2 separate regions of the Homo sapiens genome follow, and region 1 is linked to region 2. The links are chromatin contacts, found by Hi-C or POLR2A ChIA-PET in ENCODE. All regions are on one chromosome and are shown on one strand. The core of a region is the stretch at or near the end of the contact, and the rest is flanking DNA. Distances in the headings are between cores, read along the strand shown. Region 1 has its middle 170 kb from the start of LINC03017. Region 2 holds the start of SEMA3A (semaphorin 3A).

Region 1 (6,698 bases), core at 2,465-4,964, 510 kb after region 2:
ATATACAGAACTTTCAGGCAAGTATCAGAGTTAAATTAAAACCATCTGTAGATAACAAGAATTTAATGACTATACTAATTTATTACTGTTAATTTTAAAATATGGAATGCCTGATGAGCGATCATAATAAGAATAATGCAATCAACAAGAAAATTTGTTTTCTTCTGTGGCATGCACAACAAAGATACTAAAGCCATTCCAAAAAAAATTAGACAAAGTGTCTCTAAGAATAATGATCAAGTATATTTTCAAAGACCTCATTGAATTTTATATCTGATGTATTAAAATTGATGAGTATAACTTTGATGGAAAAACTATATATTGAGATATGAAATATTCTGAAACATAACTTTTAAATATATCAAGAGTATCAGAGAGAGACTCAGTAAGGCTAGAGTAGGCCTAGCTACCTGTATTTTTATAAAACTTCATGGGTAAGTCTGATGCACATCCCCAGTGACCTAGAAGGTGCAAAATTCAAATGGAAGAAGTTGAGTTGTGGTTAGTAAATATTTTGTATAACTGACATTTTGATTGATAACACTGTACTATTATTTCTAATATAATTTAACAAAGCACTGCCAGGACTCTAATAAATACAGGAAAACAACGGACTATCTTGGACTTAGTTTTGATCAGTGTGTTATCTGTGGATAAATACACATGATGGAGTGCATGGGCATTTAAATATCTCTAGAAAGTTCTCAAAAAACATACAATTTCAAAAGTATTCATAGTAACAATATTTTACCTATATACATTTGACCTAAAGCCAAAAATATTTATTAATAATATTTTACCTATGTAAACTTAACCTAAAGCAGGCTGACTGTCTTCATATTTGGGAACTCTTCCATGGAAACCCTTAAAATGATAATATATCAAACACCCTAATTATTTCAACTATGTCTCTTTCTATAATATGAAAGAATAAAATACTTTATGATTTTCCTGTTTTAAGCATGAAACATATATTTAAAATTTTATTTTACTTTTAAAAAATTTAGGATCCAATTTTGGAAGGCAAAATGAAGTTTTCAGAGTGTATTTAAACTCAATAAAGATAAAATATCAAGTGCCAGAAAAACAATGCTTGTTATGTATTTAAGTAAATGAAAATAAAATAGTTTAAAATAAACACATAAGTTATCAGGATTGTAAAGAAATTAGCTATTTTATAAATGAAGGAGGAATATTTGTTCTCTTAAAAAAAATGAATGTAATAAAATCAACAAAGACTGCATAAAATTGCCCTGGTAAACCACAGAACCTTTGCTATCTAGGGTTACATATGACATAAGGAAAAGCCTTTTATATTATAAGCAAACTCACTAATTACTAAACCAAAGGAAAAAAATCAAAATCAAGCAAATTTTTCTAAGATTTTAACCTATTTTATAGATTACTTTAAAACTCCTAATAAAAAGCTAAATAAAATTTACTAAATAAATCATTTAAAATAGATAATGTATTTATTATTTAATAGAAGAGACCTGGCCCTGACAAGCAGCATGCTGTTTCTTCTCCCAGAATTTATTTTTTACAATAATGTGAAAATTATATGTACCTCAGAGATGAAAGATTACATTCAAGAATTAAATATGGTCAGCTCTGAAAATTGTTGGATGAATGGGTAATTATTGCTATAATTAACAATGTGATTCAATAACATAACTATTTTGTATAGCTATAAATAGTTTTTATTTACTTATGTATTGATTTACTGAATAATAGATGGCTTTAAAAAGTCAATTCACTGAAGGAAAACAGATATAGTTTTACCTGTAAAGTTCCTATCTTCACAAAATCTGCCCAAGTTAAATCACAACTACTGAGCCATATCCTACATTCTTCAAATTGATGGGGCTGGGTGCAGAGGCTCATGCCTGCAATCCCAGCACTTTGGGAGTCTGAGGTGAAAGGATCACTTGAGGCCAGGAGTTGGAGACCAGCCTGGACAAGAAAGTGAGACTCAGTCTCTACAAAAAATAAGTAAAAAAGCCACTAATCATACCACTGTACTCCAGCCTGGGAAACAGAGCAACACTCTGTCTATTAAAAAAATAAACAAACAAACAAACAAAACTAAAATTAATGGCATAGGAACGACATGGAAGATTATATTACCTCATTTTCATTAGTCATTGTGTAACTTTTTTTTAGAATGTTCAAATTTATTCATTTATATTGACAGATAAAATTGTACTCATTTTGTAGAGCATAATGTTCTGAAGTATATATGCATTGTGGAATAGCTAAATCTAGCTAATTAACATATGCATTACCTTACATAATTATCATTTTGTGGTGAGGACACTTAGTATCCACTGTCTTATTATTTTTCAAGAATACAGTATATCATTGGGTACCTTCTTTGTAGTACAACATAATACTTTTCTGATTTTAAAATACCAAGAGGATGTTAGTTTGCAGTCCTTGTTTTCTTATTTCTTTCATTTTCTAAGGTGATTGAAGTAAAAGATAAAGGGATTATCTTCTAAACAGAATCAATTCACCCATTTATTTGGAAGATAGAATATAAAAATGCAATAACTGTTCAATCAGTGTAAGCCTTAAAAAAAAAACCTCAGAATTTTAAAAGACCTTGAGATTACTGGATTTATTGACTTTCAATTATACCTGGAGGATGAGCAAATAGACGATCATCAACCATTACTTTCCAATATGTTAATAAGCACAATTATTGATTTTTGAAACATGTTTTCATCACAGTGTAGAGGTGTAGAGCACCATACATTTTTCCAGCTTTGTTAAAGTATGACTGACAAGTCAAAATTGTAAATATTTAAGGTATACAATGTGATGTTTTGATATAAGTGTACATTGCGAAATGAATACCACAATCAAGCTAATTAACATATCCATCACCTCACATAGTTACTTTTTAATTTTTTAGCTGAGAACATTTTAGACCTACTCTCTCGGCAAATCCCCAAGTAAAAAATACACTACTATTAGCTATAGTCACCATGCTATACATTACATCTCCAGAATTTATTCATACTGCATAATTGAAACTTTATATGCTTTGACCAACATCATGCATTTTTGATTATATGATTCATAACTAAAACTGGATATTTTGGAAACTATGTCTTTCTTGAAACATGACTCTGAACAAAGCCTTAAATTGAAAGCAATTGTGTCTTTGATGTTTATGAATTCACACCTTTTTTATTCAATAATTTGTTCATCACTGTTTTTTAAATTTTGTATTTCATAAACAATAATTTTCATAGAGGGTCTGTGACTCAGGTTGTCTGAATCACAGTGCAGCTGTGTGAGGACAGAGACATAAGCACTATTGTCAGATTATATAGGAAACATATTGAACTCTAGTGTGATTATCCAAAAATTTAGACAGAAACCACTGAACAAGAAACACTTTGAATTTTGATTAAAATTTATATCCAGGAATGTTTATGATTTTGTGTCAGTCTATCTTTACAGTGTAAGGAAATATTAGAATTGTTTAATGAAATAAGAAATAAGAAAATGTAATTACCATAAACAAAAACATAAAGCAGACAGCACAGTGCCCGGCCAAAAGCGAGTGTTTAAGGATTGATAGAGGTATTATTGTTATCCCCTTCAATTAATGTCCTAAAAATGCCTGAGTAGTTGAATCCTATGTAGACCAAGGAAGAAGACGGGAAACGTATACCATGGCAACAGTTCTGTGTTGAATTTGGATGCCTCTTCACACTTGAAATGCTTGGTGGAAAGTATGACTCATGACACGCTAATTTGTATGGCTCATAAAGCAGATTATACCCCCCCAAAATAAAAACTTCCTTTTAACTAATATGTGATGAAATATGTTCAAGAAATTTGAAAAAAAAAAAGCCATATTAATTAAATCTAAAGGTAGGATTTTGTAATGTATGAACCAAAAAGTAAAAACTGTGAGGCAGAGAAATGTACCTTTCATTAATGTTTTAGTCAAGGTTCTTTAGAAAGACAGAAACAATAATATACATACATGTAGGGAGAGAAAAATAAATATATGAGAAGGAAATTCTTAAGGGAACTAGTTCACTTGATTACGGAGATTAAGTCTCGTAACACGTCATTTACAGCTGAGAACCAGGGAAGCCAGTAGCATGACTCAGACCAAGTCCTCAAGTCCTAGGGCATGGAGGCTGCTGGTCAAAGTCCCAGAGTCCAAAAGCCAAACAATCTGGAAATCTGATATCCGAGGGCAGAAGAAATGGGTCCCAGCTTCAAAAGAAACAGAGCAATAACTCACCCTTCATTTGCCCTTTTGTTCATCCAGACTTGATTGCTTAGTGCCTGCCCAGACTGAGGGTGGATCCTACTCAGCCAGGCTTAAGTGCCAGTTTCCTCCAGAAACACCCTCATAGACATACTTGGGGCAACCTAATTATTTTAATCAAATGCCAAGTCACCTGGGTTTCCTTTTCAACAGAGAGGCACAGGTTCAGTGCCTACTGAGGCATGGAGAATAATTAATGCAATTATTGAGAATAAATAATGCTTCACCAGCTACCTGCTTATCCCTTAATTCAGTCAAATTGACACCCAAAATTAACCATTACAATGAACAAATATTAATAATGGTTTACATGTCTAAGTATCTACCACTTAGTAACATTATGCTGTGCTAAGGTCTTCAAACATCCAAATGTAGGTAGATTTGAAAAAAACAAAAATTAATAATTATTTAATAGAATATAAATATACTGTAGACTAATAAAATGTAAATTTTTGACTCTTTATACAATTGTATAAAGTGCTTAATAGCAATTATGTGTTTTCATTCCTCCAAATTATAATGATTTTTATCCCCTCTTAGAGAAATATCAACATTTACCCTCAATCTTGTTGATATACTTTTCTATATTCCAAATGTTATTGCTGCAATATTATCATATATAACTTTAATGATTACTGAAGTGGATAATTAAGATAAAAAAATACAATTAATTTCCCATATGTGTGATAATTATTTATGGCTAAATATTGTTGGTTCATTTGAAATGTTATCAATCTAGGCAGAGGGAACTAAGGATTTCCTCTAATAGGTTCTACTAATTTCCACAAAATATTTTCACCACATTCAAAGCAATTCTGGAAGGAGGAAGCAGTCCTGTTCACTGATGATAAATAACTCAAGTAATTATCAAATGATTGTGTGGCAAGCCCAAACTATATTTTGCAAAGTATTTAGTTTCCTCTTTTATGCATATATTTATAGCTATAAATACTTTAAAGAGAGTTTATCCATATGTTTCTGATTCATTTACATTTAACTCATCAAAATGTTGTTTTAAAGAGCATACAAAATTAAGTAGATTTTTAAGTCTACATTTATTTTTGAGAACTCGGAAGACAGAGTTTGCTAGCTATAAATTAATTCAAGAAAATATAAATATTTTAGGCTTGGCATAAGACATTTTCTCTTCTTGGAATTTCCAATAATTAGATAAATTATTTTTCCTTTTGTTCTTGAAAGCTAACCCACTGAATTCTTTCAGAAGGCTGAAATTAGACTGCGCTTCATAAGAAATCTCAAACCTGGAAGGATTTAGGCTGATCCCAAAGTAGGTATAATTAAGAAATAAAGGTATTAATTTCCATGGTGGATTTAAGAGTATACTACCTTCATTATTATTATTTTTAGTTTTAAACCTCTTCTTTATTTACATAGAAAATAACAAGTACAATAAAAACACAGTTATGTGTTCTTAAGACTTGGCTAATTTGTAAATTTTCTTCTCCATGTTTTAATTCTTAGAAGGAGGTTAGCTCCTACTCTATTTGCTGTTACAATTTTATACAAGAATATATGGACCCCACTTAAGAACTTTATTATAAACTTTCTTTCTTATTGAAATGATAAATTTTGTGCTCTAAGTATATTGTAATTTTCTGAGGAACAAAATATGGAAATTAGATCTGAAATGCCTATGAAATTGGAATTATTAGAAAGAGAATTATCTACAAATAATTCAAATTTTTTCACTTGCCTTTCTTGGTAAATGAATATAAAATGCATTAATATTGTTAGGTTTCCTTTTGAGTTTAAATATTAAATATACAATTATAAAGACAGTGTTCAGCAGTGTAACTATTATCATTATGGCTTTTCAAATTTTTAGTGGTATCAGTATTATTTGATTACCAATTAAAATTATTCTATAGCACTTAAAGAAAAAAAATTCTGAAGAAGCTTATATATGGAATATATAAGGTTAAAAACATACCAGTTACTGAGTACAGGTAATAAGTATCATCAATGGCATTGTCATCAATCATAATTATTCATTACATTTTTGATTGGCTTTAATATTTAATATGAATTTTATCATAGTTTATTCCATTGCTATCATATTTATTAGTTATTATTACATAGAATGTTTAATAAAGAACAGCAGTCATGAAATTCATTTTCAATTGGTAGAAGAAAATACATTTGTTATCTATCTGTATTGAGTTAGAATTTAGATAATATATCATTAATGTTGTCAAATTCATTGGGATTCTGGTTTCGTCTGTGTTAGTTTCCTTGGCCTGGCTTAACGAATTACCACAAACACAATGTCTTAAACAACAGAAAGGTATTATCTGTCCAAAAGTCTGAAATCATGTTGTCAGCAGGGCCATGCTCCCTCCAGAGGCATTAGAGGAGAATCCTTCCCTGCCTCTTCCAGCTT
Region 2 (6,990 bases), core at 673-3,172:
TTGCATGTAAAACTTATAGGGAACATAAACTTGGATAAAGTGGACCATCAACTTAGACTTATTTGATGTCACCTTGTCAAGGAGTGAAAACAGAAAGCAAAACTGATAAAAACACAGACACCATAATATCATATACTATGGAAATAATTTAAAGACAGTTACTAAATTAATTAAATAACGCTACATGATTTTTTAAAACTTACATAAGTACAATTGCACTTCTGTTTGTTGATGTTTAAGTCTCTATTCCCAACTTGATACTCAGGAAAACATTACACCAAAAAGTAAATAGATATTCTAATTCAATGCATTTCATTTAACGAGCACTAAGTCCAAAGAAACACATTACTAGGTGTTTAATTTTCTAATTCAAAGTGTGAAAATTACATCTCTCTTCTGATTTGAGATCCTCATTCACACTAGGGCATTCAGAAAAAGATGTTCCCCATCATATGAGAATTAAAGAATATGTTTTGTGGCATAAGAGCAAGGTACAGTAGACAGACATCTCTACAAATACCTTCAATAATTTTTATTTTAACTTATAGGCTAAAAAATAAGCTTAATTAGAGCTTCTCACTGCTCCACCCCCAATTTTAGAAATCTGAGAATCATAAGAAATCAACACCTTAGGGAGTAAAACTACTTGAGTTAAAACAGTTTAATCTTCAACTCCATTTTAATAATACCTGAGTTATAGAAAGATTTACTGCCACTAAATGTATGTATATCATTTTGGGCTCTACTTTAGCATTACTTTACACATCATCTATCTATAAGACCTATCTAAGCAAATGTGGAACAAACATAAAAAATCCTCAATAAAAATAAGCACATACATTAAATTGTAACCAAATAAAGCACTAGTGATAAAGCTCTTTTTTCTCTCTTTAATTTATACTTTTCAAAAGAGAAGTTTACACAACTACCTATGCAAGCAGACAGTAATGTGTCTGCAGTTCTCACTGAAGTACATATAGAATTAAATAACATAATATTTCAAAGACTTTAGCTTTACACAATTAGCCAAATACAGTCTTTTGTACAATCATAAGGCACTGTGGAAAAACTAGTCTGTTCCATCCAGTTTATGTTCTCTTGGCAAACCATGATCTACTGCTTATGTTAAGCATCTGATTGTCAGATTTGAACAAACTGAATATTCATGATGACGATTAACCATTTCATGTCTAAAACTAAGAAAATGCAATTCATCATAGTAATTATAGGTAAGGCATGCACATCTACAAAGAGACCATTTTTGCATTTCTATTTTTAAGAAAATATTTTAATAGAATTAAAGTCGGAAAAATTAACAGGCATAAGATAGGATAATAAGATATACAGATCAGCGTGTACCAGGCATACAGCTCTTTTCAGCAAATGTGATTAAATGTTCTTTGTTTGCATTTAAGTTGTCATATATCAAACAGAAGACATGCTTTTTACAAAAAGCGTTTAAAGCATCTCAGAAAGATACACATAATCACGTCGGTTTACCAGGTTAAACTAAAGGTTTGATGATTTGGGGTTGGGAGGGAGTTCAAGGAATTAAGGGGGGGGGCGGTTATTACAAAGCTAACCAAATAAAAGAAAAATAAGATTTACCTTTGTAGGATAATTTCAGCCTTGGCACATTGTTCTTCCCATTCTGATAGTTTGCTCTTGCTGTAAGTAATACTCCCCAGAAAAGACAGACAATCCTAGTTAACCAGCCCATGCTGCAGACGCTGTAGGTCCCTTTGCTGCTTTAGTCTTCCTTCCTGTATTGTGCGGCCAGAGAAGTTCAAACAATCTGGAAACTGGAGGTAACAGGTGATTTAGGTCAGTTTCATTCATAAATGCAGACAATCAAGACCTCATGGCAACACTAACACCTCTTCTTCTGTAACAGTCACTGAAGCACAGAAACTTCAAACCCTCCAAAAAGAAAAAAAAAAAAAAAAATTCCGAGCCAGGCACCGGATAATGAGGCACAACTGTTGTGTGGAAAGAAAAAAAAAAAAAATTAACAAGGTCTGCTGCAGTGGTGCTTAAGAAGCAGTTCCTTTTATCTAAGCTCCTCTGATAGCCGGTGGCAGTCTCTAATCCTGCTCCCTGCTTCATTCGGCTCCGGGGAAGCAGAATGAAAGGGAAACAGAGAGAGAGAGAGAGAGAAAGAGAGAGAGAGAGAGAGAGAGAGAGAGAAACCGTGAGCAGCGCGGACTTTTCCTGTACGCATGTAGAGGGAGATGACACAAGATCCCACAGACAGGTTTCCCCAACACTCACTAGACTGGCTGACAATGGGAGAACAGGCGAGCTCAACCTACTCCCCTTCCCTCCTGTCACACAACACATGCAAAAAACATCTCGTAGAGATTAGAGCCGGGAGCAGAACCCTCAGGCGTGCCTGTGAAAGGCATGTAGCTATAAATTTACTTCCCAAGGCAAGCGTTGTTTTATAGCCATTTTTGGGTGCAATTTTGATTTTAAAAATCTGAATTCTGCTACCTACAAAATTTACAATTCATGCTCATTATACAATCCTGCTGAACTTGTGCATTGTATGTGTGCGTGTGTGTGTGTGTGTGTGTGTGTGTGTCTATATATCCTCATCAATACAACTTTAACCACTGAAGGTTTTAAAGCCTTGTTAGAGATCATTCCCTCCTCCCAACAAACCCCCTGGGCTCAACCACCCCCTTCCTCTGTCCCACTGCAATTTCAGGGAAGAAATTCCTACTAAAGCCCATTCCAACAATCAGTTCAAGACAAATATAGGTCCTTTGAGAATTATAAATTACAACGGGGGATTCTCAAAAGGATACTCAGAATTTAAAAACGTCTATGGTTTTCCAGCTTCTGGAATGCTCTGGCTAACATTTTCAATGCATCACATCTCATTAATTAAAGACACTTCCCTAGTTTTGGTTTAAAGGGCAGCGGAAGATGACAAAGTTCACAAAAGTCCCTGCTGAGTGTCAAGGAGTAACATGAAAAGAATATCTCTGTGTCTTCATGAGCTGCTGAAGGGTTACTAAATTTTCTGTGGGACGTATAGGCATGTATTCAGGCAGTCATATGAACACCATTAGTTCCTTCTGAAACAAGTAGTTGGCTGTGGCCTCTCAATTTTCTCTCTTATTTTTCATTCAGTTTTCCTCAAAGCTGATATTTTTACAAGAATCTTTAGGGGATGTATAAAAAAGTTAACAGGACAGAACTTTCTCTCCTTTATTCCCCAAATGATTCTGCCCTACCCCCTCCTACCACCACTCCCCACCCCCCACCTCCAGAACAGCACTTGGAATCCAGAGACTCAACTTCAATAGTAGGGAAACTTCTTGGCTGAAGGGAGAGAGTGAGTCTCACAATTAAAAACATAAACACCTACTGAAAGTGGCTTAGTATTCTTAAGAAAATGATCTAAGCATTGTCACTACAGCTTTCATTACTTAATGTCCACAGACCAATAGAGAAAGCACAGCGCTCGCTCGCTCTGCTTTCTCTCTCTCTCTCTCTCTCTCTCTCTCTGTCTCTCCCTCTCTGCCGTTGGATGTGTGGCTTGTGTGAATGTAGGTGGAGAAGGAGGAAGAGGAGGATTTAAAGAGGGGGAGAATGGGGAAAAGGGAGTAGGAATTCTCTCTCTACTTCACTAGATTGACTCATCAAACAGATCTTATTGTATTTGTCAGTTTCCTCAAGCCTATTGATCAGCCAGTATTGTTAAGAAAATAAAATCCAAAAATAATGTTGATTTTACTGATTCCCACACTTGTTATACTAGGCACTTTCACGCTCTAGGCAATGGATTAAGGCTACAAATGACAAGAGGCTTGTCTGTCTTCCATGGATTACTCTCTATAGACATTCATTCTGCAGAGGAATTCATGTCGCTTTGGGATTATTTCAAGGATTGGACTAATGAATTATCCTATTGAAATCTCACATATAATTAGTTTAAATGCTTTAAGTAGTTTTACCATTTTCATTAGTATATATTTTATATGTCTTAAAATATATTTATATTTTTACTCTTGTTTTCTAGAATAGAAGAGCAAGTTTTTGTCAAAACTAAACAGGATAATAAAATTTATAAGTGTATCCATTTCACCTGTGTAATGTCTAATCCTAAAACATTTTTATATGCTCCAAATAAAACAAAAGGCTGTAAGTAAATTTAGATAAAAGAGGGTCAAAAATGGCTCCATGGGGGAAGAAAAACATAAAATCTGGATTTTGAACCACAAAATCAGGACAAAGTTATTTCATTTCATAAAATGAATAATTTAAATTAATGTTGACACATGGAAGTTGGTAGCACAGACACCTCCATATACACACGATTTTTTATAAACTATGATATGATTATTTATATTTGATATTTTTCTTATCCTCCAAATTATTTATGATCTTCCTGTTTTTCCAGATGTTTAAAAGTTTCATAGGTTTGCATTTATATTTGCTTTTCTGCAGATTTTTTATTTAAGAAATGTAAAAATAGTATATTCTTCAGGCAAACTAACTGTCCTAGACTGATTAAATTATAAAATACTAGAAATGTCTGGCCACACACAGATAATTCAAATGTTAAATAAAAAATGAAAGAAGAAAGTAAATGCCTGAAAAACACTCACAAAAGCATTTGGAATATTATATTTCTACTGCCTTCTCATTCGACTTTGCTCAGAGTTGAATAAAATTGTTTAACTTTTTTTTTCTTAATATCCCCAAATACCTGAGGATAATCAAACTTCAACTTATTTCTCAACTAAAGTAGAAGCAAGGTATGGGTGGACCTGGATGGGCGGTGTCAGAATCTATCGGAATCTGGCTGCATGTGTACAATGCAGATTTTAATCCACTCCTCCAAAGATCACTCTTTTTTTTTTTTTTTTTTTTTTTTTTTGAGACGGAGTCTCGCTCCGTCCCCCAGGCTGGAGTGCAGTGGCGCGATCTCGGCTTACTGCAACCTCGGCCTCCCGGGTTCAAGTAATTCTCCCGTCTCAGCCTCCCGAGTAGCTGGGACTACAGGCACACGCCGCCACGCCCAGCTAATTTTTTGTATTTTAGTAGAGACGGAGTTTCACCGTGTTGCCCAGGCTGTTCTCAAACTCCTGAACTCAGGCAATCTGCCGGCCTCCGCCTCCCATAGTGGTAGGATTACAGGCGTGAGCCCCCGAGCCCGGCCAGATCACTCCTTACTCTGAGAATCTGTGGCCTAAATTCTGAAATTAGAAAACTTACTGTATTTGACACCATACACCATAACCATTGATTTTATTTTACTGTATCACTTACTACTTTTTAAAAGTCACAAATATTATATTGGCCTTTTTTTATTTTTTTATTTTATTTTTTGTGGAGACGGAGTTTTGCTCTTGTTGCCCAGGCTGGAGTGCAGTGGCACGATCTCGACTCACCGCAACCTCCACCTCCTGGTTTCAAGTAATTCTCCTGCCTCAGCCTCCCGAGTAGCTGGGATTACAGGCAACTGCCACCACAGCCAGCTAATTGTATTTTTAGTAGAGACAGGGTTTCACCATGTTGGTCAGGCTGGCCAGGTTGGTCTCAAACTCCTGAACTCAAATGATCCACCCACCTCAGCCTCCCAAAGTGCTGGGATTACAGGCATGAGCCACTGTGCCCGGCCTTATATTGGCCTTTTAACATTGAATTTTATTTAAGGTATAAGTGAAATATTCTTATTTATTTCTTCCTCTAAGTAGCCTATTTTCAATTATTTTCTAACCCACAATTTACATAGTGTACTATATGTAACTGTATTTGTAATTGAGTGTCTAATATGTTCTAACAATTCGAGCTTTCAAATATGATTAACTCCTGCCGTGGAGTTACATTTCAGCAGGTGCTTAATAGGATGATCATGCTGTTGTATACTTTTCTGTCAAATAGATCAGTAGTTTTTAACCTCACCTCCCTCTGTACTGGGAAAGAGTGCTAAAATTTTTGACAGTGGCAACTTTCTGGATGGTGTGCTTGATTTTCTAGAGGATCAACACTTCCCATTTCACAACAGGTTAGTTAACTTGTTTTTCAGTAAAGACCTCTGTAGTCATAGAAGATACGTATTAAAGTATTTACACATTGGCTATGTATTTTTTATCTTTTCAGGTATTGGATGAAACCAATGTGTCTAATTTTAAAATGTTCCCTCTCTATATTTTGCTATTATTGAAACAAATTTGGATAATAATAAACACTGTAATTTAAGAGCAGCGCTGTTTCCTAATTTGTGAGATAGCCGTCTAAGTACTTTCCTTGGTTATACATACCCTGAATCTCTCTGTGAATGGTTAGGTAGAAATACTAGCTGTATTTGTCCAGAAAAGAATATAAGGAGAAATTGTGTTTTAGATGTATTTCAAAGATTTAGTGGACAAAATGTACCTGAAGTTAGGATGCACTTGATTAAATAACCTCACCTCTTTCTGCAAATCACCTTCCATACCCATTTCATTGTGATCAGATACAGGAAATCCCCAAAAGTGTGCCACCCTCAGAAGCAGATGACCTCTTTAAAGGAAATTACTAAGTTGGGAATTTTTAAATGAGTTAGTTAATCTGTTCTTCTAAGAAATAACACCAAAGAGGAAACCAGTACTAAAAACACAAATTTTAGTATTCTTGGCAAGGTGTTTTTCAATTGAGACATGTAAAAAACATATTGTTTCTCAATCAACATCTGTTATTTCCGTTTTTTTTTTTCTTCAAGGAACGCTTCATTAGTATTTGAGAAAGGCTTACAATCAACAGAATTTCAGCAAATGTCATACTCAAACATTTGCCTTGCTCTGACTTCTGATGTTGGAAATTCATTTTTAATGAAGGTTTTTCTATACAAGAAATTTGAACCTTTCTTTTTTCTAAAAAAGAATTCTGTGGGTGAAAAAATTCTTTAGACGATCAGAAGACACTCTATTAATTGGAGAAAATAAATAGTTGATGTATTATTCATTCTAGCCAAAAATGATAGTGATTTAGGAA

Evidence for each region. A loop is a pair of places that touch in the nucleus more often than their neighbours do. ChIA-PET counts read pairs that join two places held with the same protein, here RNA polymerase II (POLR2A). Pooled maps may share reads with other maps.
Region 1: a loop to region 2 is called in a map of PC-9, with 2.8 times the contacts of the local background. The contact joins the enhancer-like site here to the promoter of SEMA3A in region 2. A Hi-C loop is called at or near these places in 1 of 168 maps with a recorded cell type or tissue (PC-9) and 1 of 50 pooled maps. POLR2A ChIA-PET finds 5 or more read pairs at or near these places in 3 of 52 experiments (HEK293T, MCF 10A and WTC11).

What each region holds. Positions count from the first base shown.
Region 1 is chr7:84,697,902-84,704,599 of GRCh38, forward strand. No RefSeq gene overlaps it. Among named protein-coding and RNA genes, the nearest start is that of LINC03017, 170 kb to the left of the region's middle. Within about 2 kb of position 3,715, at least 4 of the 41 ENCODE cell types and tissues checked have a DNase peak (open chromatin) inside an H3K27ac peak, as active enhancers do.
Region 2 is chr7:84,192,867-84,199,856 of GRCh38, forward strand. SEMA3A (semaphorin 3A) reads right to left here and starts at 1,923. Exons shown (of 17, transcript NM_006080.3): 1 at 1,609-1,923. The coding sequence starts at 1,720. RefSeq lists an enhancer at 2,037-2,844.